Regions from separate parts of the Mus musculus genome. Here region 2 is linked to region 1. A link is a loop called in an ENCODE intact Hi-C map of the cell type or tissue named here. Cell type or tissue: heart. All regions are shown on one strand. Each heading gives the region's core, and the rest is flanking DNA. Links, peaks and the distances in the headings are about the cores only.

Region 1 (15,613 bases), core at 5,062-13,061:
AGTATAATGTATAATATATACATATATACATATACACATTTAAACATTGTTTTGGAAGTTTGTTTTGAGACAGACATTCATTACATTGCCCAGGATATCCTGGTATTCAAATCCTCCTGGTTCCATCTCACAGCACTGGATTCATAGGAGTAAGCCTACAGGCCTGGGGTGGGGCCGGGGGCGTGAGTGCATGTGTGTGGGGGGGCGCTAGAAGTCAACTTCCGCTGTAATTCCTCAGTGCTGCACACCTGTGGGTTGTTGCTTTTGCTGTTGTTATTGCTTTTTGAAATCGAGTGTCTAATGGGACCTGGGTGCCCCTGATGCAGCTAGGTTGACTGACCCATGAGCTCCAGGTGTCCTCCTGCCTCTGCCTCGCTCCCGAGTAGTTTGATGAGAAGGAGGCTCTGGAGATAGAACCTAGTACAGTGTTCCAAGACTAAGATTCCAGAACTGGGCAGCAAGCAGAAAAAGTAAAATCAGGAGTCTGGGGCCAGCTTGGCCTACATGAGACTGTCAAAGGGGTGGGGGCGGGAGAAGCAAAGGGGGAGAGGTTAAAAAAAAAAAAGAACGGGTTTGTAGGGAGGGGAGAAAAGAGACTGTGCAGCCTTAAGCAAGTATCTTGGCCTCTCTGAGCCTCAGCTATGTCCAGTGGGGATAAGCGTCATGAAGCCATTCTGGTGTCTCAGTTAACTGGCCCCAAAAGCCACGTGCCCAAAAGCTACTGACTAGCAACAAGTGATGCTCCCTTCTCGCACTTAGTTCGACTCAGTGCTCTGCCATCACTGTCGGTGTCCTTCGTGTTTCTGTCCAGCGTGGACAGCTGTCTTTATTCAAGCCCACACCTCTGGAGGGGAGGCGCTTGCCTGAATCTGTAAAGTGGGTCTCAGACGGCAGGAGCCGGTTCCAATCCGGAAGATCAGAAGGGCACAGGCAGGGAGCAAGGACTTGGGCGCACACGCACTCCGCGGGAGCCACAGGCCACTCCACCCCCCCCCCCCCCGCCCATCCCGAGGCTCGCCCATCCCCCCCCTCCCAGTACATTCCAACTCCCAGAGGCTGACCCTGTCTCTCCCGGTGATTTAAGTCTTAGAGAAAGGCCGGGAAGGATTTGTTTTGACGTTTAAAGGCCATCCAGGTAACTGATGGCCGGGGCGGTATCCACCTCCCCATCCATATATCTAGGCAACAGTATCTATTTTTGACGTGCCTGACACACCATTTCCTTTGGCAGCCCAAGGGGGGCTCGTCTTTAAATTAAACTCGTCTCCGACCCCTCGGATCTGCAGCCCGATCGGGGGCAGACCCCGAGAAGGGAAGCGCAGAGCCTGGGCAGGCCTGCAGGCCACCAGTGATATATAGCCCGAGGAGCCCGCGCCCCCTTGAGCTGCAGGCGACATGCTCTCCGAAGCATTAACTAATGACAGGGGCCGTCCCCGAGTCTTCTAATCACCTTTAATGCGCACATCTAGGAGCTAATTTAAAGCAGGCAAGATAAACGGGTTAGACAAACAGACCAAGAAAACCAAATAAAAAATCATAGCATCCCGCGAGGCGACTGCTTTTGAATGGGGAGGGAGAGAGAGGTGCCGGAGTTCAGCATTAACTCCCAGCCTGCTGGGACCACAGCTTCGAGATGGAGAATTCCTCTAGTTCCCTTAAGGGCCGCTGGCTTTCTCGGGGTGGGTGAGAGGGAAGAATTCTGGATAGCAAAGACACAATCGGGGTCTGTACATATCACTGTTTCAGAACAGAACCCCCCCCCCATTCCCCTTAAGCCAGTGACCAGAGGATCCCTAATTTTGCTTCCAAGCTGAACTTGGCTGAAAAGAGAAAACTCTTGTGGGTAAACAAACGACTCGAAGCCCTCAGCCCAGGTCCGTTTCCTTGCTCAGGGTTCGCTCTGCTTCTCAGTAAAGAACGGGGAAGCGGGGAAAGCCCGTCTCCTGAAGAGTGGATGAAAATGCAAAGGCAGAGAAAGCGCTTGAATGATTCGGAGCAAAGGGGAAAGAGGAGAAGATCCAAGAGAAGCAGAAGAAAGTGGGCAGCGCAGAGAGCAGCTCCCTGGCAGCTGAGTTTCAAAGTGTGGCAAGGGACGCTTCTAACGTTGCTGTCACCAGGCCGGGTAGTGGTGGCGCGCACCTTTAATTTCAGCACTTGGGAGGCAGAGGTAGGTGGATTTCTGAGTTCGAGGCCAGCCTGGTCTACAGAGTGAGTTCCAGGACAGCCAGGGCTACAGAGAAACCCTGTCTCAAAAAACCAAAACAAACAACAACAAAAAGCATTTTAGTCACCAGCCAATACTGAGAGATGTTTCCTGTCTGCACAGAGGGGAAAAGGAAGACAGGAGCAAAGTACTGAGACATCTCTGCCCACACACTGCCTTCCTTCATACAGCAACCCTTCGACCCTGAGGAAAAAGACAGCTGGTGGTACACGCCTTTAATCCCAGCAGAGGCCGGCAAATCTAAATTCCGTAGGCCAACCTGGTCTACAGAGTGAGTTCCAGGACAGGCAGGGCACAGAGAAACCCTGTCTCGAACTCCCGACCCCCACCCCAAGACAGCTGGGGAAGTGTCTTTGAGTGTGTGCTAGCTATCCCTTCTGGTTTAAACCTTAAAGCAAAGAGCTATGGGGAAGTACTAGCAGCGAATGGACTGCTCTGATATTTGGTGAGTTTTGCAAAGTGGACTGGGGGATGTGCTGCCTAGAGAGAGGTTGGAAGTTTGTGCTCTCCTGACCTTCACTGGATGCCAAGGACCCTTGACACCAAACTTCCACGAAAGACAAGTCTAACCCTTGGCCCTGGAAGTGTTTTCTAAACTTGAGCCTGCCCTGTAAATATAAGGACTTGAGTGTGACTCCTCAGAACTCGGGAAAGCATGGGAGCTGGCCTCTGTATTCCCAGCACTTCCAAAAAAAGACGAGTGGGTGCGCATTCTTGAACAGAAAAATTCCCAGAAGCCCGTGGGCCAAGAACCTGGTAGGCACAGTGCATGCAGTACCTGAAGAGGCCAGAAGAGGGCGTCGGGTCTCCTGGAACTGGAGTTAATAGATAATTGTGAATGGCCATGCGGGTGTTGGGAACGGAACGCGGGTCTTCTGCAGGAACAGCTATTGCTTTTATCCACTGAGCTGTCTCTCCAACATGGACTGGAGAAGCAGAGTAACCAGGACAGCATGCATGTAGCTTACTGGCATCCATGGGCAATAAACAGTGTGAACATAAGATCTGGGGAGATCTGGGGAAAGCAATCACTTGCCTAGAGCCACATAGCACAACCATGGATTCTGTCTCCAGTGCTGGAAGAAAAAACAAACAAACAAACAAACAAAGCAAACAAACAAACAAACAAAAACAAAAGAGATGCGACCCAAATGCTCACCCATAGAAGAATAGTTAGTAAAAGTGGAATATTATTCAGCCATGAAAAGGAAGGGAGCTTAACCTTGAAAGGTTGACATAGTTGATGTTTGCACTTAAGATGTGGAAAATAGGGGGCTGGAGAGATGACTCAGCGGTTAAGAGCACCGACTGCTCTTGGCTCACAACCATCCGTAATGAGATCTGACGCCCTCTTCTGGTGTGTCTGAAGAAAGCTATGGTGTACTTATGTAAAATAATAAATAAACCTTTAAAAAAAAAGATAATAGGAAAATAGGAAGACCAAAGTGACAGGAAGTAGATAAATGACGGAGTGGATAAGTGACAGGAAGTAGAAAGGAAACAGGAAGTAGATAAATGACAGGAAAAAGCTAAGTGACAGGAAGTAGATTTACAGTTGATTAGGCCTGGAAGAAAAAGGAGATGTGAAGACCCTACAGATATAGGGCTTTTTCACTGTAGCTCAGGCTGGCCTTGAACTCACAATGTAGCAGGATGACCTTGATCTTCCTGCCTCTACCTTACAGAGAGATTGAGCCCGGAGCTTATTCCCGTGTGCCGGGCAAACACTCTCCCAACTAACTGAGCTGCACACCCAACCCCAAAAGTTTTCTCTTTGAGCAAAGAAAATGTCAGAATTCAATTGTGTGGAGAGTTGTGTGCTGTATGGTTACAGCCCAAATCACACACTTGAAGAGAGCAGCCTTCTTAGGAGGATCTGAACCAAGCGAGGCTCTGTTGGAGGGAAACAGCCCTGGGTTCATGGTTAGACACACACACACACACACACACACACACACACACACACACACACACACACGGCCAAGTTGTGACAGTTAAGGGGACAGGAAGAGAAGCAGCTTTGCCACTGAGATCAGGAGACTTCCATCTTTCCACGTGTAGTGAGCCGTGTGTGTGTGTGTGTGTGTGTGTGTGTGTGTGTAAGAGAAAGAGGACAATGTTTGTTGACAGGCATTTTTCAGGCATTTTTGGGGGGTCAGTTTTTCTGTTACTTTAATACATACTTGAGACAATCAACTTAACTATAAAAAGGTTCGTGTGACTCATAGTGATCCCAGGCCATGGCTGGTTGGTCCCGACATTTATGGACTTATAGCCAGGCAGGACATGACAGGGAGCAGTTAGTAGAGCAAAACCTATCACTTCCTAATGGGAATACAAATTTAAAAGAAAAAAGAAAAAGAAAAAAAAAAAACAAAATAAAAGGAAACAGACTGCGATCCCAGCCTCCCGCTTAAGGGTTCACCCTGAATGACCTGAAACCCTCTTAGATTCCCCACCTCTCCCATCAACCCTGAGATGTGGTCTTTAGCACAATGGCCTGTGGGGGACAGTTAAGATACAAAAGACAGCACTGGGAAAGTCGGTTTCAGTTGAACACATAGAAGTGTAAAGGGCTGGAGTCTATACAGCTATGGGGAGGACAAACGCCCAGTGAGGGCTCCAGTCTGGCTGTCACGAGGGTTCCATCCCTAGAGCAGGAGTGGATGAGAGACCTGCCCAGAATGACCCCAGTTCTAAGATACCTGTGTTTCCAGGAAGGCTGGCTCTAAGCTTCTCTGGGACCCTGGTAAAGCAACCGCTGCTGTGGGGAGCTCTTGGTGACACCTTCTAGGACTCTGACATTGGGCTAGGACTTGGAAGATGAAAACATCTGAGGAGTGAGTTCTTTGTACCTTGATGGGTCTTGCTAAGACCCTGAATACAGGAATCGTGGGGCCTCTGTGCCTTGTTTGTCCCTGTTTATGGCTTAGGACTGACCAAAGTCCTTGTACCTAGAATGATATAAAAGCAGACGTGGAGTCATGGTTGTCTGGTGGTCTGTTCTTTCTTTAATCCTCACTCCCTCCCTCGAGACCCTGTCGACTGACTGGGCTGGCTTAGTCACACAGCTTTGGGACAAGATTCAGGATGAGTGTTTGAATCGCAGAGCCTCCCGATGGGCCACTTCATACAGCAACCCGTAAACTCGACACATTAATCGTTAGAACTTCATACCATCTTGTGTGTGTGCACGTGTGTTCCTATGAGACAGCTCTTACTTCCAATGCACTTTGTAGAAACATCAGGATGTACCCCCGAGTCAGATGCTAGAAGACCTCAAAGTCTGGGTCTACTCTACATCACCTCTGACCTCACTGTCATAATTACCACCACCATCATCACCATCACCACCACCATCATCACCATTATCACCACCATCACCATCATTACACCCTATGCTCTCTCCATTGAGGCACCTCTATGATGAGGTATCTGCCCCCAAGTGAGCTACCTGATATCCCTGGCCTCCATTTACATTAAGCTTTTGTTTGCCCATCTTTAATTGTACATCAAATATCTGCTTGACCATGGGAAGGTAGTTTTCAACATTCTCCCCTCTGTCACTCTTTCCACGGTATCTGTGGACCTCTTTGTATTTGGTTCTCAGCATCAGCACCAGATAAATATGCACCGAGTTTTAAATTTATATTAAACATGTCCGTAGGGAATTCCCATATCTGGGAATCTGTCTTTTTTTAAAGTAAGTTCTTAGCGGCAGGTTCTGGGTCTCTGAGACCCGTTATCCCGGAAGACTTAATCATGAGAATGCATCCAGGAAACACCAGAGAGCCGTCAGCAACGCAGAGAGCAATCAACAACGCAGATGTGCTTGGCTCTGCAGCCGAGTAGCTTTGTTTGAAGAGCCATGCTCCCCCCAGGCACCAGAGCAGCGTTTAATTTCTCTGGACTCTGTCCTTGATGTGTTGCCTCAGAGAGAGCCCACAGCAGAGATGTGATGGAGGCATCCCGTGGGGGCACGCTGCATCCCCGCATGCCTTTGAACCAACCCCACATCCCAACATGCATCAGTGTGAGCCTTTGAACCAACCCCATATCCCAGCATGCATCAGTGCGAGCCTTTGAACCAACCCCATATCCCAGCATGCCTCAGAGGGAGCCTTTGAACCAGTCCCAAAGACCGGCATTGACACAACACTCATTGGTTTCCAAACAGTGGCCCGGGCGAGAGAGGAGGGTGGGGCCGAGGCCCTCGGATTATATGTGATGCTTCTTCTGTGTTGTCTAACCTGAGATACAGCCTGGCAGCCCGGGCTTCTATCGCACTTTCAGAACCTTCTAGCCAAGAACTTGTTACTTTATCACTGGTTCCAATAACCAAGCTTCTCGATGGATAAACATTCAAGCAAGAAGAAAAAGGCAGAACGGAAATGTCTCTTTATAAAAAAAGATACAGAGGAAAAGAAAAGCAGTGACAGACCATTAGTACAGCTCCTTCCCACAGAACTGGACAGACTTATTATCTTATCTAGGCAACGCCCCCAACACACAGGCACGCACGCACACGTGCACACACACGCACACACCATACACACACACCATACACACAAAACATACATACATACACACCACACACACACACAAACACAAATACAAACACACACAAGCACACATACAACACACTCACAACATGCACAACACACAAAACATACAACTACACATATAAACACACAGAACATATACTCACAATACATAACAAACATATATACAAACACACAACACACATATATACACACAAACACACATTCACACACACAAGCACACATACAACATATATTCACAATACACAGTGCACACAGTACACATACATACAACTACAACACACATACATACACACAAACACACATACATATACTCACAATACACAGCACACACTACACACAAAGCACATATACATACAACACACATATATACACACAAATACACATACACATACTCACAAGCACACATACAACACACTCACTCACAACACACACACGTACACACATCACATATACACACACACACCACACACATATACACACACATATACACGTATGCACAACACACAAACATACGCACAACACACACAGATGCATACACGCAACACACATACACACAAACACACACCACCCACACACTCACATACACACACCACACACAAACGCGCCCACGTGTGCACACACACACCAGGGATGGCTGTCTGCCCCCTATTCCACACTTCTAATCCCTAGAAATTGGTTTCAGTTTTTGCCAAGATGGATGTCGGGCCAGAATGAAAACCAGAGTCGTTTATCTTTACTGCGGCGTTTCCTTCTCTCGTGGCCGAGAGTTCTGAAGATCGGCGACTTGGAGTCGGAATGCCCCTTCCAGAGCGCTTGGGCTCCTGGGTTTGATGATAACGGGAAGGCTCGCCGGCCCTCAGAGGTGTGAAGACTCCTTAGGATGGATGAGGAGATCAGGAGGAAGCAGACAGAGGGCTTTGCAGAACGGGGAAGGGCTGCGGACAGGGCTCACCAGCCCAGATGCAGGCTCAGGCTCCTTCTGAGCCTTCTCTTTAGGAGGGGAGTGGGGCACCAGAGAGCGTCCTGGGCACCTTTTCAATTAAGGGCAGGAGCTGGAGAACCAGAATCCAGTGACAGATTTCTTCCTCTCCTCTGCTCATTGAGGAGAAGAATTCTCTTTGAAGCCAGGGTCTGAAGGCCCAGCCTGCTCAATAAGAAAAGTTTGACTGCTCAGAGAGATCCTGCTGGAGCCTGAGATATGGGGTGAATGGCCGTGAGCACCTCTGCCCCCTTGGTGAAGCCAGGTGTGGTGTGTGTCCTACAGAAAGATGCAGGTCTCTGGGTTTGTGGGCGGCGATTTGTCCAGCACGGACAATTTCTAATTCATTACTCTTCACTCCTCTCGTTTTGGCCTGGGGACTTGAAGTTGCTTTTCTGTTTGTTCAGTTTTGATTGGAGACGGGGTCTTGCAATTGAGCCCAGGGTGGCCTCAAACGCATGGCCCTTCTGCCTTAGCTTCGTGAGCTTGGAGTTGCTTTGAGGAGATCAAGAACACGCACCCTGCCTGTTGCTGCTGTTGCCATTTGGCCGTGGACTGACAGTAGTGGACACTGTCACTACTAGTTTTCCATCCACGGGAGTGAGATGGCAGACGGGACAGGAGGACCTGGCCCAGAAGCAGAGGAGAGGGAAAAAAAAAGTAGATTGTCACTCACTAGCAAATCTGATTCATGAGAGCTGAGGGCACAGGGGAAAGAAACATCACTGTAAAGAACTAATGAAGGCCAAAGAGACCTGTGCTTAAGGGCTGGCGAAATGGCTCAGTCGGTAAGGCACACAAAGCCAGATGGCCTGAGTTCACTCCCTGAGGGCCACTTGGTGGAGGAGTGAGCTAACCCCTGAGAGTTGTCCTCTGATTTCAGTACACGTAACACACACAGACACAGACACAGACACAGACACAGACACAGACACACACAGACACAGACACACACAGACACACACACAGACACACACAGACACACACACACAGACACACACACACACACACACACACACACACACACACACACACACACACACACAGCATTTCAAGGCCTTGGGGCGCAGAGAGAAATCACAACTAGGTAACGGCCCAGAGAACTGAAAATGTGTGTCTCTGGTGCCCTCTAGTGGCCAAAGGCAACCTAAGCAGTGGGCACGCCAAAGCTCCAGGGAACAGAGAGGCAGCTAGTTTCAGATACCTCAGTAGCGAGGACTTGCTAAAGGCACCCCAACAACTCAGGAGAGAACTCCAAGAACAGACCAATGGGATCGCCAGAAATTAGGACACCAGCACTGGTGGCATTGAGTAAGACGATGCAGGGAAGGGGAGGGGAGATTATTAATTTTGTAGACAGCATCTACACAGCAGAGGAAACCAAAACAGAAGTGAAGTCTCAGCGCAGGGAATGGAGATCTTTGCCAACTCTTCATCGAACGGGGATTGGTATCTAGAGTCTATAAGGAATCCAAAGATTAAATGCCAAAATCAAGTGGGTGAGTGAACTGAGCAGGTGGTTCTCAGAAGGAGAAATAGGAATGGCCATTAAACACTGGAAAAGAACCCAACATGCTCAGGCACTGGGGGGATTCCAATCAATACCAGAGGGAAATGACCGAGGGGCTGAGCAATGGCTCAGCAGCTAACAACCGTTCTCAACCTGTGGTCACTACATCCTGGGCAAACCTCTGTCTCCAAAGATATTTACATTAATATTTATAACAGTAGCAAAATTACAGTTACAAAGTAGCAACAAAAATAGTTTTATGGTTGGGGGGGGGGGGAGGTGCCAAACCGTGAGGAACTGAATTAAAGGGTTGCAGCGTTAGGAAGGTTGAGAGCCACTGGGCTGCTCTTGCAGAGGTCCAGGGTTTGATTACCAGCGCTCTCAGGGTGGCTCACAGCCATCTGGCTCAAGACAGACAGACAGACAGACAGCCATAGCTGCTGTGAGGTGATGACTGGGTTATATACTAAGCCAAGCTCCTGCCTGAATTTTTTTTCCTTTCATTCCCTCCCCCACCTCCTCCTTTCCTATCCCTTCTCCCCTGATTCCTCTCCATCCTTCATTTCACTCCCTAGAGAGAGTTTCTCCAACCATGGGTGGTGACAGCTGCCTGCTGGGTTGTTCAGTTGTCCTCCCTGTAGGCTCCTCTTGACCTGTGTTCTGTACCCTCAGCCTTTCAAGACTGCAGTGGGACCCAATGCCAAATGCCCTCCATACGTGCTGGAGTATGGGATGTGTATTCTCTCTCTCTCTCTCTCTCTGTGTGTGTGTGTGTGTGTGTGTGTGTATGTGTCTGTCTGTCTGTCTGTCTGTCTGTCTGTCTGTGTTTCTGTGTCTTTCTGTCTGTCTCTATCTCTGTCTCTGTATTTCTCTGTATCTTCCTGTAACTCTTCTCTCTCTCTCTCCCTCTCCCTCTCCCTCTCCCTCTCCCTCCCCCTCCCCCTCTCCCTCTCCCTCTCCCTCCCCCTCCCCCTCCCCCTCCCCCTTCCCCTTCCCCTCCCCCTCCCCCTCCCCCTCTCCCTCTCCCTCCCCCTCTCCCTCCTTTCTTAGAATAAACTGCTTGAACCTGTTGGGTTCCCTTCAGCTACGACTCCCTGGGGCAGAGAGGAGCTGCCATCTGGGGGAATCTCATCCAAATGTTCAGAAAGTACAGAGGAGGAAGTTGCTGGTTCTTGGACATTTGAAACTGCACTGGTGTGTGACGGGGGAGGGAGGAGACAAACGTGCTTAGTTCACGACCTCTCAAACATAGGGAGATGGCTGAGCAGCTAAGGGCACTGGGTGCTCTTGAAGAAGACCCGTGCATGATTCCCAGTGCCCACATGGCAGCTCACCAGCATCTGTAACTCAAGTTCCAGGGGATCTGATGCCCTCTTCTGGCCTCTAAGGGCATTGCACATACACAGTGCACTTACAAACAAGCACAAGCATACCAGCTCATGAACTCACACATAGAGAAAAGTAAGAATAGATCTTTGAATTAGTGTACAGACCATAGTTTCCTTACAGCTATGGTTGCCCTCCCTGCTCTACTGGCCCCCTCCTCCATCTCTGTGTTCCACCCATCAATCCTTAATTGCACCTTTTTCTGCCTCCAGTATTCCACTTTCATGACTTTAAAAAAACAACAACAAAAACAAAAACTGTTTTCCATAACTAGGTGATGTGGAGCACTCCCACGATCTCAGCGTTCAGAAGCAGGACAAGCAGAGGTCAAGGGCTGCCTGGGCTAAATAGTGGATTCAAGACCAGCCTGGGCTACATAAGACACTGTCTCAAACAAACAACACAAAACATCATCATTAAAAACAACAACAAAGTGCTTCCTGATGTTAAAAACTGAAAGTAGGGGCTGGAGAGACAGCTCAGCGGTTAAGAGCACTGACTGCTCTTCCAGAGGTCCTGAGTTCAATTCCCAGCAATCACATGGTGACTGGCAACCATCTGTAATGGGGTCTGATGCCCCCCTCTTCTGGTATGTCTGAAGACAGCTAGTGTACTCATGTATATACACACACACACACACACACACACACACACACACACACACACACACACATATATATATTAGATAGATAGATAGATAGATAGATAGATAGATAGATAGATAGATAGATAGATAGATTAAAAAAAAAAACTTGGAAGTGAGCTTCCCCCCAAACAACAGCCATAACAACTTGCACATGATGCTACACACACATACCAAGCCACCCACTTCAGTGCCGGTAGCTGGTCTGAATATTCTGCTCTGAGAGAAAGACTAGGATACAGAGCATCAGGGCTGAAGAGATGCTGCAGTGAATAGGAACACAACCTGCAAGAGTATGAAGACCTAAACTCTGCCACATATATGCACACTTAAATACAACACATATGCATACACACTTAAACACACACACATGCCAAGGTCACACATCAACCGTGCTGCTGGGGCAGAGGCAGGAGGATAGCTGTGCTTGCCAGCCACCAGGCTCAGTGAGAGACCTTGTCTCAAGGGGTGATGGAGCAGAAAATGCAATGTCCTCCCCTGACCTCCAGATGAGAGTCCTCACTGACCTTTCTCACATGCACACTCAAGCTTGCATGCACATGCACACATACATACACACAACACACACACAATTACACATACAAACACAAACACACAGCACACACACAACACATACTACATACTCAATACACACAAGCACACATACCACACATACACACACATACCATACACAAAACACACACAACACGCATACAACATATATAACACACATACAAACACACATACAATACACTCACTCACGACACACAACACCCGTGTACACACATACAAATACATACTACACACAAAACACATACAACACACACATATACACACTTAAACACAACACATATGCACAAACACACATACCACACACAAAATACACAACATACATACACACAACACACATATATCCACACATACATACTTACACACATATATACATACACAACACACAAACACACACATATCCACATACACAACACACACACACACAAACATACGTGTGTGCAGAGCCTCATGAAAATCAACCAATAAGAATTTCAAACTACAGGCCAGAACACTGAAGCTGTACATGTCTTAAGCCTTCATCTTTTTTATAACTACTAAATGGTACACACCTATCTTATTATGCCTATATTTAAATTATTTTATGTCACTTTCATAAAGTTATCTGTTACCAAATATTTATGCAAAGCAGGGTTCATTTAACTTAACACTTAACTTTAAATTGACATTTAAGTCATTAGACATAACTATAAGATCAGCTCATATTTGTAATAACAAACTGTGCGTATATTTTATGTTTTTAAAGAGCAATAGGACTGCATTACCAAAGCTGTGCTCATTTAACATATAATGAGGTGTATGATCTGTTGTGTTTATAGCAATAAGTTGTGCACACATTTTATTTATATTAAGAGCATTCTAAAATGTTGACTCCTGTCCAGTCATAGAGACATTGCTTAACTTTGATAATTGGATCACTTAGCCACACAAATTTTTCCTCTTAGCTGATACCAAAGTGACTTTTTGTAAGTGATCAAACGATGCTGGTTTTATATTTTCATCTGTGCTAAACGCAAGTGAGTTTCTTCCTAGACCACAAGCTGCTCCCACAGGCATAAGATAAAAGCAATTTATTGGTATGTATTAATTGCATAAAATAATGATTTTCATTGTACCATTCTCAGATGTATATATAAGATACTTTTCTTTTTCATGAGACAGGGTTTCTCTGTGAAGCCCTGGAACTTGCTAAGTAGACCAGGCTGGCCTTGAACTCTCAGAGATCCACCCATTTGCTCCAGTTGTTGAGATAAATGGTGTGCACCACCACACCTAGGTCCTTCATTTTCAATATCCAAGATACCAATCCTCTGTCAGTTGACTAGCTATCTCTCTAGTCTCAAATATATTTTTAAAATGTGAGCTAAGTCCTTTCTCCTTTAAAATAACTAAATACAACAATGATTAAAAGTATAAAACCAGGGGGACTGGAGAGATGTCTCAGCAGTTAAGAGCACTGACTACACTTCCACAGGTCCTGAGTTCAATTCCCAGCAACCACATGGTGGCTCACAACCATCTGTAGTGAGATCTGATACCCTCTTCTGGTGTGTCTGAAGAGAGTGATCGTGTACTCATATAAATAAAATAAATACTTTTTTATATATAAAAAAGTATAAAACAGAGAGCCAGTGAGTGGCTCAGTAGACAAAGGCACTTGCCACCTGTGATGGTTTGTATATCCTTGGACCAGGGAGTGGCACCATCTGGAGGTGTGGCCTTGTTGCAATAGGTGTGACCTGGTTGGAATGGGTGTGTCACTGTGGGTGTGGGCCAAAGATCCCTAGTTGCCTGGAAGTCAGTCTTCCACTAGAAGCCTTTGGATGAAGACATAGAACTCTCAGCTCCTCCTGCGCCATGCCTGCCTGGATACTGCCATGCTCCCACCTTGATGATAATGGACTGAACCTCTGAACCTGTAAGCCAGCCCCAATTAAATGTTGTTTTTATAAGACTTGCCTTGGTCATGGTGTCTGTTCACAGCAGTAAAACCCTAAGATACCACCTGACACCAGAGTCACATCCTCTGGCCCCACGTGGTTGGAGGACCTCACAGATCTCTGAAAGGTGTCCTCTGACTTCCACATGTGCACCACGGCACATGGCCACCCACATAGACACACAGACAAACACATAAATAAATAAATAAATAAATAAATAAATAAATAAATAAATAACAGGGCTTGACAGTGCATGCTGGCAATTCTGATATGCAGGAGGCTGAGGCAGGAGGATTGCAAGTTCCAGGTTAGCTTAGGGTAGATAGGGAGACCCAGTCTCAAAAGCAGTAACAAAATAAACAAACCATTTGCTGCCATTAGAAAGCACTGTACACTACTCTTTCTTGTGCCTTTGTACATTGGGTCTGCAGCATTGGGCTCAACTGCACTAACATAGTATCAATACACACACCAATACAGCATCAATACACACACCAATACAGCATCAATACACACACCAATACAGCATCAATACAGTATCAATGCATACTCCAATACAGCATCAATACACACACTAATGCAGCATCAATTCAACACAAGCTTTGCTGTGTGGCAGCTGTGATGTCCTTCATCAGCCTCAGCTACTGTGGTGGTTAATCATGGACAGCTTAGCAGGAGTTAGAGTCACCTAGGAGACAGTGAGACCCACATCCAGGAATGTCTGAGGACAGAAAGGATTAGCTAAGGGGGAGGGGGGGGAGACCCACCCTCCACGTGGCTACCAGCTTCTCTGTCTTCTGTTGCATGTGATAAACACCATGACTTGAGGGAGGAAAGGGCTCACGGTGGCTCACAGGTCACAGCCCACAAGTCAGGGCAGAAGCTTGAAGCAGAGACCAAAAAGCGAGCCTGGAGGATCAGCCAGAGGTTGAGAGCACTTGCCTGCTCTCCCAGAGGATTCGGGTATGGGTCCCAGCACCGACTTGGTTGCTCACAACCGTCTGTAACTCAGTTCTAGTGACACCCTCTCCTGACTTCTTCGAGCACCAGACACACACATGGTGCACAGACAAACATGCAGGTGAAAGACCCACCCACATAAAATAAAAATAAATATATATCTTTAAAAAAAAATCCAGAGAGGGCCAAGCATAGTGGTGCACACCTTTAATCCCAGCACTGGGGAGGCAGAGGCAAGCAGTTCAAGGCCAGCCTGGTTTACAGAGCAAGATCCAAAACAGTCAGTGTTATACAGAAAAACTCTGTCTCAAACAAACAAGCAAACAAAAGGCCTGATGGCAGTGGTGCACTCCTTTAATTCTGATACTTGGGAGGCAGAGGCAGGTGGATCTCTGAGTTCAAGGCCAGCCTGGTCTACAGAGCAAGTTCCAGAACAGCCAGGTCTACACAGAGAAACCCTGTCTCAAACAAACAAACAGAAATCCACAGTGGCTTAGATTTTTTTTAACCTACTTTTAATAAGGGTTCTTAAGTGCTTCAACCCCCTTCTAGCCCACCGACCAAAGGTAGGGGAGAAAAGATGGTAAATCGGACAAGGGGATGTGGACCTGTTTAGAAGTAATTGGGGCAATTCCAATCTCCATTTGTCAGTTCAGTTCTGTAGTGTCAGCAGTGGTAGCATGATCCAACAGAAACCACCAGGCCTCCGAGAAATCGGCACGAGTCAGCAAGAGTGACCAGGACCAGCTGGGACGTCAGGAGAAGTTCTCTGCTGTGCCTCTCTCAATGACGACCAGCAGAGCATTTCAAAGCTATTCAAAGCGTTTCAAAGGGCA
Region 2 (15,613 bases), core at 3,398-11,397, 360 kb before region 1:
TCCCATTCTCCCTCTCCCTACTTCTATGAGGGTGTTCCTCCACCCACCCACCCACTCCCACCTCCCTGCCCTCAGTTCCCCTACACTGGGGCATCTATTGAGCCTTCATAGGACCAAGGACCTCTCCTCTGACTGATGCCTGGCAAGGCCATCCTCTGCTACATATGCAGCTGGAGCCATGTGTACTCCTCTGTTGATGGCCAAGTCCCTGGGAGCTCCTGGGGGACTGGTTGGTTGATATTGTTGTTCTTCTTGTGGGGTTGCAATCCCCTTCATCTCCTTTGGTCCTTTCTCTAACTCCTCTATTGTGGACCCCATGTTCAGTCCAATGGTTGGCTGTGAGCATCCACCCCTGTGTTTGTAAGGTTCTGGCAGGAGACAGATATGGCTCTCAGGAGACAGCCATATCAGGCTCCTTTCAGCATGCACTTCTTAGTATCCACTAAAGTGTCTGAGTTTGGTAACTGAATATGGGATGAATTCCCAGATGGGATGGTCATCATTTGGTTTTTTCAAAGTTACTGGCTATTCTTAACTAATGACAGTGTTAACCACATGTGGGTATATCTATACTGATATTCACACAATGAAAGTCACCGTCATGACTATGGAGGCTGTCACCAAGGCACGGGAAGGGACAAAAGGCAAGGAATTGTCAGGTTGGATGGATTTGGAATCACCTGCCGCACACACATGGGGCACACCTATGAGTTAACTGTCAAAAAGATTTGATTGAGGTTGGAAGGCCCACCATGAATGTGGTAAGAATCATTCCAGGGGCTGGGTCTCTGCATCTATCTCTCTCTCGGCTTCCTGGCTGTCGGTGTGATGAGACCAGCAGTCTTGCGCTCCTGCCACCATGGCTTCCCCACCATGATGAACTGCACCCACAGACCAAGCGTCAAACACACCCCTTCCTGCCTGCCCATCTGAGGTCGCCTCCACCAGGTCTTTAGTCACGGAACAAGAAAACAGATTGATATACGGATTGATCAGCTTTTCCTTAAAGAGCAGAGAGTGAATCTTTCCGGTTTGGGGAGCGACTCAGTCTCTGAGAAGAGTGCTCAGTTTTGTTCAAAAGTAGCCGGAAGCAGCAGGCCTGGACATGTGAATCTACCCAGCTGGGATTAGAACATGTTTCACACACGTCTTGATAGCGTTGAATCTTAACCACTAGACCACCAGAAGGTGTTGCTTCTACACACATCTATTAAAATGCCATGCTATGGAAATAGATGCAACTATAGGGCTTAGGGGGCAGAGGGGCTTGCTGCAGAAACTCGAAGACCTGAGTTCAAATCCCCTGACTCCATCTATAACTAGGCACAGTGGTATGTGCCAATAACCCTAGGGAGACGGACAAGAGAGAGTTACTGGGAATGAAGCAACGGAGAACAAAGGGACCTCATCTCACACTAGGTGGAAGATGACACACATGACGATCATCCTCTGAACTCCATAGGCATGCCATGCACGCACACACTCTCACACATGTGCCGGATTAAGAAAATGCAGTTATTACATGAGAATTTTTTTTTTAATTTAAAACATACCTATTACAATTTTGGGGGGATACTCAGGGCCTTTTGTTGACTCTGCATTTGATGTACTAAGATGTCCTTAATAAATGGAAATGAGGAACGGGACCACACCCAAGACCCTCTCAGAATTGGCCAGCTTAAGCCTTCTTGGGGTGACTCTGGGGTGACTCTTAGCCTCTAAGCAAAGGGCAGGTACAGGCAGCTTCTCTGGGTCCCAGATTCATAGACTTTGATTTTTATTATTTTTCATGAACTGCTGTTATTAAAACACACAACTAAATATAGCCTCCCCCAGAGACGGCTGCAACTCAGAAAGGTGTTTTAAAGGCATTAAAAGAAAACGGAATGCTCTTTATGAATCCCGTGTCCCCAAGCTGGGCTGCGAAATATGGTTACCACATGTCCAGAAAACCACTCCGTTCATGGCCTTCTGTTCCTGTGCATTAATAAGCTTGCTCACCTTAACTTTATTGCGCCCTTCTTGCCCTCCTGCCTTGCTCCCTACCTCTTGGCCCCCCTTTCCCTCTCCTTCTAGCATTTGAAACTTGGGGGCACCTAGGACCCCCAGGTTGGCTTCGCTGACATCTCAGGAATTAAAAACATCAACAACTCAGGGTGGTCCCTGCAGCTCCAGCCACTGTGGTTCTGGGATGGATTCAGGACCCTGAGCACCAGAACCAGCCCTGAGGGGGTGGGCTTCCCAACCAAGGAAAGGCAAGCAGCAAGGAGATATTCTAGAAGGGTCTAGAACAATGGTTCTCAACCTGTGGTCTCAACTCTTTGGGGTGCAACGACCCTTTCATGGGGGTCACTCGAGGCTGGAAAACACAGATATTTACACTGCAATTCATAACAGTAGCAAAATTGCAGTTATGAAGTAGCAATGAAAATAATTTTATGGCTGGAGGTCAACACAACAAGAGGCACTGAATTAATGGGTTGCAGCATTAGGAAGGTTGAGAACCACTGCTCTAGAAGACAGAAGGGAATTTCAAACGAACTCTGTGTTTCCTATGTGGTTTGTTGTTGTTGCTGCTGATGCTTTTTGTCCCAATGCATGGGACCACCAAGAACCCTGGTAGTGCTGGTGAGACCCTGTGTGATGGTTAATGTTATTTTAAATAGTTATTTAGCATATGTGTGTGTGTGTGTGTGTGTGTGTGTGAGAGAGAGAGAGAGAGAGAGAGAGAGAGAGAGAAGGAGAGAGAGAGCATGCACAAGTACACACACGTGTACAAGTCAGCCGTCAATGGCGGTGTTTCTCCAAATGTCGCTCTCTGCTTTATTTTGGGACAGGGAACATCCCTCACTGAACCCAGGGCCACCCATTCAGCAAGGCTGGCTCAACAGACAGTTCCAGGAATCCTTCTGTCTCCAACCCCCAGTGCTGAGATTAGGGTCTCATTCAGCTTTCCCCATGGGTTCCAGGACTAAACGAGGACTAAACTCAGGCCCTTCTGTTTGCATAACTATTACTCTATGGTCTACACAGCCTCCCTTCTCTGTGTGGGTCCCACCTCCCCTACATAGGATACAGATATGTTGAGGTTTGGTCTTTTGCTATGTTTTATAATGCTAACTACTGGCCCCCAAAATCTGGTTGTCCCCAAGGAGGAGAGACTCTGCACATAGACCCAAGAGACACTATGTGTCCTTGCCACCCCCCCCCAATTATTGGTGTGTAAAGATGCTGCAGCCTATAGCTGGGCAGAATTGAGATAGGTGGGGCCTGGGTTTCTGGGCTTGGAGTCTGAGGAAAACAGGGGGGGAGGAGGAGGAAGAAGAAGAGGAAGAGAAGGAGGAGGAGGAAGAAAAGGCAGAAGGAGAAGAGGAGGAAGAGGAGAACGAGGAGGAGGAGGAGGAGGAGGAGGAGGAGAGGAGGAGGAGGGGGAGGAGGAGGAGGAGGAGGAGAAGAAGAAGAAGAAGAAGAAGAAGAAGAAGAAGAAGAAGAAGAAGAAGAAGAAGAAGAAGAAGAAGAAGAAGAAAAAGAAGGTGGTGCAGAGAAAAGATGTTGTGGGGTAAGAATCTTGAAATTGGGCTGGAGAGATGGTTCTGCAGTTAAGAGCACTGACTGCTCTTCCAGAGGTCCTGAGTTCAAATTCTAGCAACCACGTGGTGGCTCACAACCATTTGGAATGGGATCTGATGCCCTCTCCTGAAGACAGCTACATAAATAAATAAACCTTTTAAAAATTTATATATATGTTTATATATATATGTATGTATGTGTATATGTATATATGTGTATATATATAAAATCTTGAAATCATGGCCATGAGGACTGGCCAATTGGAGTTAAAAGCAGTCCAGATGGAGCATGGCAAGTTATACTGTGGCATGATTGTCAGGGATGTAGACATAGAGGATAGATACCTGCCCAGCTCTAGTGCTGATTAAGTCTTATAATAATAATAATAATTAATAATTATTAATAATAATAAGTTGTGTGTCTTTCATCCAGGAACCGAGTGATCAAAGGCGGGGTAGGAGCCCCTGATTGAGATTAAATAATTTCTATAGCACAGCTGTCATTTAAATTTCCAATGAACATCTCTTTTACAACAATTTCATTTCACCTTCCCCATACCCAATGCTCACCCGGAGAAGAGCAGAGAGACTTGGACTGGGGACTAGATTCCATGTCTGATACTTCCTGCTGTGTGACTGTGGGTAAGTCAGTTACCCTCTCTGAAATCCTCATGCCTCCTTTGTAAAACAGGACTCATCATACACACCTGTGTACCCCTGAGAGTTCAAAAGAATAAATTCACACCAGTCCTCACAGTGCCAACAGCAGGAACAACAAAACTATGTTGCGCTGTAGAAACCAGCTCTTCCCAACCTCACAAGAACTGAGGGATATGTCTGTAATTATGGAGGACATATGGGAGCACAGAGGTGTGGGCGTATCTGAGTTTGCCCAGCCAGTAGTATCTGTCAGGGATGTAGCGCAGAGTCTCACTCACTATGATGTGGGTTCGGCGCCAGAAGCTTCCTGTAGCACCGGCTACTGGGACTCAGTCTCCTTTGCTAACAGCCGGCCCCCATCCCTCTAGCTCCCCCACCCCACTCCCAACAGCACCCCTTGAGTCCTCCCAAGGCTGTTAGGAAAGCGGCCTGCAATTCCACAACACTGCCAGCAGGGGGAAGGAGAGGACCGTGGATCAGCGCTAACAACCCTGGCTTTCTTTGGCCCCTTAAGATTCTTATCCAGACCAGCACAGGGCACGCTTGGTTACAGTTGGCTGGTAAGTATCTCTGCAAACACGAACAGATTTGAATACTGAGTAACTGAAGGAAGCCAGAGAGCCACCCATCTGGGGATGGCAGGATTTGTCAGGGTCCCAGGCAGGGAGGACCCCGGAGGTGTGAGAGTGGCAAAGAAACACCAGGAGATCCTGGGAACGTGGACTTTGAATGTGTAGTCAGTCCGTAGTAGGCCAAGAAGTGGCTCTTCAGTTCCCCTGGGCAAGCAGTCTTGCAGATGTGGTGACAATGTTATGGGCCTTAAGATGGGAAACATTTCGGGAATGGCCCAATGGGCATTTTTGGCATTGCTTCTATCCTAAGAGAGAGAAGAATGACAGGCATTGAGGCCATGCAAGGACAGGGTCAGACTTCAAGATGGCAAGACGTGGGCCCACAAGCCGAGGGAGACTGACAATGTCCTACAAATGGAAGACCCAGGGTCAACTTCTTCTCCCTTGACCATTTAGGGCAGTGGTTCTCCACCTGTGGGTCGAGACCTCTTTTTTTTGGGGGGGGGGTCTAAAACCCTTTCACAGGGATCGCTTAAGATGATCAGGAAACACAGATATTTACATTTCCATACACAACGGCAGCAGAATTACAGTTACGAAGCAGCAACAAAGATAATTTTATGGTTGGGAGTCGCCACACCGTGAGGACCCAGTTAAAGGGTCGCAGCGTTAGGAAGGTTGTGAGATCCACTGGGCTCTAGGAGTACCCTGGTTCTTCTGACCCCAGTTTTCACCCAGAGAAACTAATTTGGGGCTCCGTGTTTAAGAGCTGAGAGTGAGGGGAACATTTACTCATTTTTGTTGTTGCTTTCGGTTTTGCTTTTTTGCTCTTTTGAGACAGGGTTTCTCTGTGTAGCCCTGGCTGTCCTGGAACTCACTCTGTAGACCAGACTGGCCTCGAACTCAGAGATCTGCCTGCCTCTGCCTCCCAAGTTCTGGGATTAAAGGCGTGCACCACCACTGCCTGGCGAGGGGAACATTTGTATTGCTTCAATTTGCTTGTGTAGATTGGTCAGAAGCATGGAATGGAAGGGTTTCAAGATCCCCCTCGGCAGGGACTGGTGGACAGAGACCCAGAGGGAGGGGCCCGCCTGTCTGCTATTCCATCTGTGAGCGCCTGTCAGCCTTCCCATTGGCTGATGTAATCAGGAAGGAGAAAGAGGGGCTAGGGAGCCCCTGTGTATGCACGCATGTGGGGCTCATTTCTGCTCACCCTCTGGACACAGAGCTGGGCTGGAGTTGTGCGGGACGTAAGAGTGTCCAGCCCACCTATGCAGCCAGCAGAGGCTCCTCGGCTTTGAGGGCATCTCCAGGGTTCAGGGAAATTTTTACCCTTCAACACCACAAAGTTCATCCCTGTGGGCTTGACATTGGGGCTTTGAGGATGTGTTCCCAAAAGTGCCTTTTCTGATGGGGGTGTGTGGGGTTCACATCTCTGGTTGCAAGCCTCAATCCTGAGCTTGGGAAAGCTGGGTCACAGTGTCCCTGAGTCAGGAGCTCCACCCTTGAGGAACCTCCCAGCCATCCTCACTCTCTCCACATGCCTCACAAGCAGGAGTAATTGATTACCATGTAGTGGACCACAGCAGCAACAGGAGGCCAGTCATAAGTCAGAAGAAAGGATAGAAGCCAGGAAGTGGTTGCCACCATAGGTGGCAACCTTATCTCCGACCTCCCAAGCTGTGTCACCTCGGGAAAGATGCTTAACCTCTCTGTACAGGTTAAACCTCCTCTCCCAGAGCAGGGACAGCACTCGAGGTCTTGTGGCTTCCGTAGAAAGTTGCCTTTGTCACTCTTCATCTTTAGAAATTCAGATGTGGGGCTGGAGAGATGGTTTAGCAGTTAAGAGCACTGACTGCCCTTCTGGAGGTCCTGAGTTCAAATCCCAGCAACCACATGGTTGCTCACAACCATCTGTAATGAGATCTGACACCCTCTTGTGGTGTGTCTGAAGACAGCTACAGTGTACTTATATATTAGAAGAGCTAAAAAAAAAAAAAAAAAAAAAAAAAATAAGGACCTGGGCATGGTGGCGCATGCCTTTAATCCCAGCACTTGGGAGGCAGAGGCAGGCGGATTTCTGAGTTCGAGGCCAGCCTGGTCTACAGAGTGAGTTCCAGGACAGCCAGGGCTACACAGAGAAACCCTGTCTCGAAACAACAAACAAACAAACAACAACAACAACAACAACAAAAGAAAGAAAGAAAAGGAAAGAAAAGAAAAGAAAAAGAAATTCAGATGTGTTCTGGATCCCCAGGTAGGGAGCAGCTTGAGGACTTGGGGGAACAGAGTGACTGGGACTCACTGTGGTTTCTGGGATTCTGAAGGCTCCTCCTGGCACCCAGAACGTGGTCAGTTCTAGTGGAGCATGCATATGAAGAGCAGGCTCTAAATAAAAGACCTGGAAACTCTGGGCAGATACCTGGTGGGACTGGAAAGAATCCACTGAGAAACAGTATGAAAGTAGTTGGAGATGTGGTCTCATCCCAGCCGAAAGTGATGGCCTACTGAGGGATGGGGGATGTGGGTGAAGGATGGGGGATGGGGGTAGGAGGTAGGGGTGGGGGATGGGAGAGGAAGCACAGGGTAAACTGTTCTCGGATGTTGAGGAGATGCTGTGGATAAGACTGCTGGACCCAGAAGAAAAGACCTTGCCAGATTCCGTCTGGCAGGAGCCCGACCCACCACATCTCCCTTCATGACCTCGCCTGTCAGAATCCTTCTAGCCAAATCCTTGTGGAGCCAGCCTCAGGGGAATGATAACGAAAGCAGAGAGGAAGCTGGGTAGGCGGTGACATCGGGCTGCACACCACCATCTGCTCTCTGGGGGCCTCAGATGAGCCCTCGGGTTTCTGAGCTATCTCTAGGGTCGAGTCCCAGACTCTGAGGTCAATAAGGGACAAACCACTGGCGCGCTCTCAGGCCTTTGGGCGGCAGACTCTGACCTCTGAGCTCCCCAGAGAGGAGAATGCACGAAGTGGGGGTCTGGGGAGATGTCCTGACTCTCAGCTGTTTCCCAGGGATTCCAGCCCTGCAGGAAAGCCTGTCTCCTCTACCCCCCAGCCTGACTGACCCAGGGAGTTCGGGGAGGCTGAAGAGGATGTTGGCTTTTGGAGTTCAAAATTTACTTAGCCCTGTGACCTTGCGGGAGTCAGTCACCCCATCTCTCTGAACCTCAGCTCGCTCATCTCATTTGGAAAGTGGACCGCCTGCCCTGACTGTTTGTTGAGCCCTGTTTTCCCCCGGTAAAGCACTGGAGGGCTAACTCTGACAGCTGTAATGTGTGACCTTATTTGGAAATAGCCTCTGTAGAGGGGGTCAAGTTAAAATGGGGTCAGACAGGATGCGGTTTGGAGCCTATGATCACTTGGTGTTTTTCTAAGAAGACAGAGTCACAGAGGAGAACACAGAGGTCAACGGAGCACCGACTGCAAGGACTCACCTGTAAGACCCAGGGCTCAGAGGCTAGAGACCCACAAGAAGAAGGCCTGTTCCTTCTTGCAGCCGTCAGTTCCTCCTTGAGGCCGCCAGAGGGCGTACAGCCCAGTGGCGGTCAGTTCCTCTCTGCGGCCACCAGGGGGCGCACAGCACTGAGCTTGCCTTTGCCTTGGCCACGAGCTTCCAGGCCTAAGCACGCTGTCATTTTAAGCCTCATGGACTTGGGTTGTGTGTGACAGAAGCCAACGCAAGACAGACAACCTCAAACCAGAGCTCATTGCTTCTGTGTGCACATGGGGGAAAATTTGTACTGCACAGTGGGACTAGGCCGGTTCCCTACTTAGCTTTGATGCCCCTTCCTGTACAGACTCCACGGATTCCTGTAGTCTGTAGCTGGGCTCCAAGGGGATGTCCCCCAGAATAGAAATGGATCCACCTGAAGCTGGGCACACCCAGAGACGTTGAGTGGGCTTGTCTAAGATCACATGGCTGGCAAGCAGCAGAATCAGGTCTTGAACTTAGGACTTTTTCTCATGGCCAAACTTGGCCTTTTGCGCTCGGCTGTGCCTCCAAGTGCAGCATGCTGGGGTAAGCCCGAGGGCGAGGCTGGGGTGCCAAGCCCAGAGGGCATGAGAGAGACCAGTCCAGTTCACCTCCTTCCCATGCTGTCTCTGCCTCGGGGACTCTGGCTCCTCACACGTACACAGCTGCCAGGGATCAAAGCCCTCTCCAAGATGTATTTGCTGTGACTTCCAAACAGACGGGTGTTAGCATGTAGCTAAGAGAAACATCGGGAGGACACAGCGTACAAAAGCCGGAGGGCCTTTAAAGTCCTGGTGATTGATGGACCCTGCTTTGGTCTCAGGCTCTCTGGGGGCTGGGGGTGGAGGGGTGAGGAGCTTGAAGTTCTCAGAACATAGGGCATAGCTGCTGGCCACTGTGGGGACACCTCCCATGGCCCAATCTGTCTCTCCTACTTCCATTCTGAGAGTGAACTGTACGGGCTATAAGCCCTAGGTCAACCTCCACACAGGGAAAAAAAAAAAAACCCCCTTGTCTGTTACCAGGCTGTGCCAATTAAGTGGGACACTTCATGTGTTGTGTCTGGAAGCCACACCCCTGGTGACAACTGAGCTGAGGACCCAGAGCTGGTTGCCAGACATGCTAGATTCTGCTCTCTACTCTTGAATTCGGACAGACCAAGACAGTTTGAAACACCATTGTGGCAGTACATACTTTTTAATCCTAGCATTGGGGAGGATGAGGCAGGAGGGTTGCCATTTTGGGCAAGCCTGGGCTATATAGTGATACCCTGCACCCAGTGAAACTTGGGTCCACTTACACCAGACCTTGGCCTTGTTAAGAGTTTTGGATATGCCCTAAAGAGCTTTGTGTTTCCAAAGCAGGACTCCGGGGAGGGGAACACAGGCCTGCCCAGTCTTGATTTCCAGTTTCCAACTTCCTGTAGCCCAGGCTAGCTTCAATCTTGTTATGTAGCCAAGTATGTCCTTGAACTTCTTTGTTTGTTTGCCTGTTTGTTTGTTTCGAGACAAGGTTTCTCTGTGTAGCTCTAGCTGTCCTGGAACTCACTCTGTAGACCAGGCTGGCCTCAAACTCAGAAATCTGCCTGCCTCTGCCTCCCAAGTGCTGGGATTAAAGGCGTGCGCCACCAATGCCCAGCGGTCTTTGAACGTCTTGATCCTTCTTTCTCCACCACTTGAATGCTGGGATTAATTCCAGGCTTGCTCACCCAGTTTATGTGGTCCTGGGGACCAAATCTGGCCTTGTTGGTGTTAGACAGGAACCATAGCAACTGAGCTACACCCCAGTCTTCTTTCCATTCTCTCCTGCTCCTCCACCCCATGAGCGTGTGCCCGAATGCTCACATGGAAACCAGAAGACAACTAGTGAAAGTCAGCTTGCTGCATACAAAACAAATGATTACACACACACACACACACACACACACACACACACACACACACAGAGAGAGGTTGTTTGTGGTCAGCAGAGAGCATCACATACACACGAGTGTGTGTGTGCCCACAGTGGCCAGCAGAGGGCATCGGATCACTTAGGACAGAGTTACAGGCCATTATGAGCCTCTACGTGGGTGCTAGGAGCTGAACTAAGGTCCTCTGTAAGGGCAGCCAATGCTCTTAATTGCTGAGCTATCTCTCCAGCCCTGGTTCTCTCCTTCCACCATGTGGGTCCTGAGGATCAAACTCAGGCCACCAGGCTTGGCGGCAATTGCCTTTACTCACTGAGCCATCTTGCCAGTCCCTTTTTCTTCAACAACAACAACAGCAACAACAACAACAACAACAACAACAACAACAAAAGCAGGCTGTCCTAAGCATCTCAGTCCTCCTGCCTCAGCTTTCCTGGGCACCCAGGGGCTATAGATCTCTTTGATTTTCCATTCCCAGCACTCCTGGGTTTATGTGATGCTGGGGCCTTGGCCAGGGCCATAGGAACAAAGTCAGCAGGTGATGACAACTGCTGGAGGAAGAGGAAGTTGTCTCCAGCTCTGCAGACAACCTGGTTTACAAATATAAAGTCATAAGCTGGGCATGGAGGCCTAGACCTACAATAATCCCAGTGCCCAGGAGGCCGAGTCTGTATAGAAAATCCTGGGCTGGGGGCTCGTTTGGCCGAGGGCTTGCCTTATGTCATGCACGAAGTCCTGGATTGCATCCCTAGCTCCAGCCCAGAATGCATAAGACACGCTCAGAGAAACACCATCAGTCTAAAAGTACCGTGTTACTTCACACTGAAATCCCCACCACCTATCCCAAATCCCTACATTCCCGACCCTCACTGTTGCTGTTTTCAAGACAAGGTTTTTCTGTGTAGCCTCTAGTTATCCTGGAACTCACTCTGTAGACCAGGCTGGCCTCAAACTCACAGAGATCCACCTGTCTCTGCCTCCCAAGTGCTGGGATTAAAGGCGTGCACCACCATGCCAAGCTCCCTATTTGATTAAAACAAACAAACAAACAAACAAACAAACTAATTTACTTGTGTGTAAATGTATGCTGTTGTGTGTGTGTGTGGTGTGTGTGCATACAAGATGGTTTTGAGTGTCTTCCTCTATGGCTATCTATTCCTTTGAGATAGTGTCTCTCTGAATCTTTTCAGCTAGACTGAAGGTCAGCAAGTCCCAGCTATCCTCCTGTCTCCATCCCTCTTGGGGCAGGTGTTATAGGCATGCACAGTACAGCTGCCTGGTTACGTGGGAGCTGGGATCCAAACCCTGGTTCTTATTAGTTTGGAACAAGTATGGTTAACCTCTGTACCAAATCTCCAGAAGCCAGGTCTCTCCTGACATCACATGGGTTCCAGGGTCTGAACCCCAGTTATTAGTCTTGACAGAAAGCACCTTTACCTAGAGCCATCCCACTGGCTCCTCGTTTGATTTATGTGGCCGAGACAGGCATGGGTAAACAGTGTGGTGTTCTTGCTGTGGTTCAAGTCGAGGGCGAAGGAAGATGTTGAAGGAAGATGTAGTTCAGAGATCCTCCAAGAACCGCAGTGGATCCTTGAGGGGGACAATTCCTGGGAGGGGAGGGGGTCTGGAGAGATGATGATTCTTCTTCCTCCACCTGCCAAGTGCCAGGATGGCAAATGTGTGCCACCATGACCAGTGTTTCATTTAATTCTTAATAATGTCCATGTTCAACAAATATAGCTCTTGAAATCCCTGGGCCCTTGGGGTCAGAGGCTCATGATGGTGGGAATGTGGGAAGGAAGGAATGAAGCTCTGTGCTGGAGAGGAAGCAGGGAAGGGGGCGTGGCAGAGAGGTTCCTGTGTGTGTGTGTGTCTGTAATGCTGTGAATCTGTGTCTCTCTCTCTCTGTGTCTCTGTTTGTATCTCTCTCTCTCTCTCTCTGTCTCTCTCTCTCTGTCTCTGTGTGTGTGTGTGTGTCTGTAATGCTGTGAATCTGTGTCTCTCTCTCCCTGTCTCTGTTTGTATCTCTCTCTCTCTCTCTCTCTCTGTGTGTGTGTGTGTGTGTAACACTGTGAATCTGTCTCTCTCCCTGTGTCTCTGTCTGTCTGTCTCTGTCTGTATCTCTCTCTCTCTGTGTGTCTGTAATGCTGTGAATCTGTCTCTCTCTCCCTGTGTCTCTGTCTGTCTCTGTCTGTATCTCTCTCTCTCTCTCTCTCTCTCTCTCTCTCTCTCTGTGTATCTGTCTGTATCTCTGTGCATGCATGTGTGTGTGTCTGTGTATGTCAATCTGTCTGTATCTCTCTGAGTATCTGTATCTCTCTCCCTGACTCTTTCTGTGTATCTGTCTGTATCTCTTTGTGTGTGTATCTGTCTGTATCTTTCTCTCTGTGTGTGTGTATCTGTCTTTATCTTAGTGTGTGTCTGTGTGTTGTGTGTGTATGTCCTGTGTGCTGTGTGTATGTATGTATGTATGTATGTATGTATGTATGTATATGGTGTACTATGTGCATATTGTATGTGAGTGTATGTATGTTGGTATGTGTGTTGTGTATGTGCCAGTGTGACAAGATTCCTCCAAGGACTCATTCCCAGTGATCTACAGACTCACCTCCTAAAGACTCCCTAAATCTTCCAAAATAGTGTCAGCAGCTGGGGACCAAGCCCCTAACACATGAGGTTTGGGGAGGCACTTTATAACCAGGTTGCAATACCAGCACCCCTTTCTCTACTTAAATAGTTTAAGTCTTTGAGAAAGTTTTATCTGGCTATGTACATTAATATTTGGCTCCTGTTTTAAGAATTTTTAAAAAATAAAAACAATGTTAAGGCCAGAGAAGATGGCTCAGTGGTTATGCTCACTGGATGCTTTGCAGACAACGTAAGCTCGATTCCCAGCACCCACACAGAGGCTTGCAACCATCTGTAACTCCAGTTCCAGGGGACCCAACACTCTCTTCTGGTTCCCTCAGGCAGTAGGCATGCATGTGGTACACAGACATACATACAGGCAAAACACTCATATACATAAAAATAAAGAAGAACTTACAAAGCAATATATTAATTTTTCCAAATAGAGAAAACCATCTTTTGTATGTATGTATGTATGTATGTATGTATGTATGTGTATGTATGTATGTATGTATGTATGTATTTCTGTGGTTGTGTGGGCATTTGCCACATTCATGCATAGAAGCCAGAGAACCGCTGATGTTCAATCTCTCCTACCCTGTGGATTCTGGGATTCCTCAGGCTTGGTGGTAAACCCCTTTAGCTGCTACACTATCTTGCTGTCAAAAGGTACCCTTGTTTCTAAAAATGCCCATAACTGCACTGAATCAGCAAAGGAGATGGAGAAGTGTTTCCTTCTTCCTGCTCAGGCTCAGCCCCTTTCCTGTGCTGAGGATCAACCCCCAGGCCTTGCATGTACTTGGTCAGTGTTCTGTGAGTGCGCTAAGCATCCCCATGAGAAACTCTGTCTTACCATGTAGCCAGAGCTGGCTTTGAACTCACTGTCCTCCTGTCTCAGTTTCCCCAGTGCACAAGGCTCATTCTGTTTAATTATTAGTAGAAATCGCAGCTCTTGAACACCTACAATGAAAGATGGATGGAGACAGACCCCAGAGGCCGGCTTGAGAGGGAATCGTGGCCACCGGCTAGGGCCCTGGGAGCCCGTTTCCACTCTGAGTTCTTATTTCATGATTCCTTTTGAGTCAGACCCCTGCATTTAGCGCCAGCCACCCCTACGCTTCTCGAACCAGTGACCTTCCTTCTAGGTACCCGGTGATGGATGGGGAAGGCCCCACGGAACCCCGCCCAGCCAGGTTCCACTTCTGTCACGTGTCTGTCCCACCCGCTCTGGGGAGGGTCTAGGCAACAGCTGCCTTTGATCAGCTCAACATCTGGGCTGACTAGTGATCAAAGATGGGAACGCTGTGACAGCTGAGACTTGGCAAGGAACCAGCCTGGCTGAATGTGTGGTGGGGGAGGGGAAGGAGAGGGCAAGGGTAGAAACTTGGGGTGAAATGAGGAGGGGGTGCTGGAATAAACCACCCAACTGCTTCTGTGACCTCAAAGCTCCATCCCTCAGTTTCCTTCTCTGTAAAATGGGGATGAATGATGTGGGAACATGAACTAAGACACGCATAAGGTACTCAGAGCAGCGCTCTCTGCTGATGCTATGAGGTATTGCTGTTTTCCTTCCGGGAATGATTGGCAGAGCCTGGGATGATCCTTCGTTTTCCCCAGCTGTAAAGGGAAGATCCAGAACAGGACTTCATAAACAGGAGACAGACACTTCTTTCCCCTAGAGAGATGGAGAAACTGAGTTCTGCTGATGAAGGTCACACAAGGATGAAGCTTACTGGCCTTTACCGTGGCCCCAAATGGAGAGTGTGGCCAGGAGCCAGGGGTCCAAAATAAAGCCCTGGGTGTTTTGGCATCATCCAAGAATCCTGCCTTAGTTTCCTATACCTAGGAGACTGCAGTGTCACCACTAGCAGCAGAGAGTTTTATTTTGTATGTGTGTTTACAGGTGTGTGTGTGTGTGTGTAAGGTGTGTGCACACATGTGTATGTGTACAGGTATGTATGTGTACATGTGTGTACAGGTGTGCATGCACATGCATGTGTACAGGTGTGCACACACGAGTGTACAAGTGTGTGCATATGTGTGTAAAGTGTGTACACACATGTGTGCGTATAGGTGTGTGCATATGCATGTACAGGTATGTGTGAACATGTTTGTGTGCACGGTATGTGTGTCTGTGTGAGCGTGTACAGGTATATACAGGTGTTTCTACAGGTGTATGTATGTGTATGTATGTGTGCAGGTATGTGTGTATACAGGTATATGTGTGTATACTGCTGTGTGTAGTGTGCAGGTGTCTGTATACAGGTGTATGTGTGTATACAGATGTGTGTGCCTCTGTGTGTTAGTGTTTACAGGTGTGTGTGTGGGTATGGGAGGATAATAGTGGCCAATACTTCTCAGGAACTATTCACTTTTTTGTCCCTCTCCTCTTTCAAATGAAAAAAAGTGTTGTGTGTGTGTGTGTGTGTGTATGTGTGTAAGCACAACACACGAGTGTGTGTGCCCATGGAGGCCAGAAGAGGGTGTCAGGTCTCCTGGAGTATGAATTACACACAATGTGAGCCACCAGGCATGTGTGCTAGGAGCCCGTTGTGGTTGCTCTGCAAGAGTGTCACACACTCTTAGTGGCTGAGCTGTCTCTCCTGCACAACCATGTTTTCTGTGACAGGGTTTCTGGATGTTGTAGGGCTTACTAATTAGAGAATGCTGGCTGGTTAGTGAGCCCTGGGGGACTGTCTGTCTTTCTCCAGTGCTAAGATTACAGGCACGTGTCACCATGCCCGGCTTTCTTCATGTGTGTGCCGGGGATTGTATGCATGTCCTTATGCTTGTGA

The links. Hi-C counts contacts between places; a loop is a spot of excess contacts. Peaks named below come from ENCODE experiments on the same cell type or tissue, not always from the same donor. Only the 100,000 strongest peaks of a DNase experiment are listed, where the experiment ranks them.
Region 2: a loop joins it to region 1, with 14 times the contacts of the local background. A loop is called at or near these places in 20 of 42 quality-filtered maps.

Annotation. Positions count from the first base shown.
Region 1 is chr5:119,734,604-119,750,216 of GRCm38, reverse strand. No RefSeq gene overlaps it. Among named protein-coding and RNA genes, the nearest start is that of Gm42017, 45 kb to the left of the region's middle. In heart, for the core only: CTCF peaks have their summits at 8,932 (motif pointing left) and 10,659 (motif pointing left); no DNase peak of the experiment used is centred there; H3K27ac peaks cover 690 bases; H3K27me3 peaks cover 1,433 bases.
Region 2 is chr5:120,095,702-120,111,314 of GRCm38, reverse strand. No RefSeq gene overlaps it. Among named protein-coding and RNA genes, the nearest start is that of Rbm19, 13 kb to the left of the region's middle. In heart, for the core only: CTCF peaks have their summits at 4,469, 4,688 (motif pointing right) and 10,311 (motif pointing right); DNase peaks (open chromatin) are centred at 7,664 and 8,052; H3K27ac peaks cover 1,001 bases.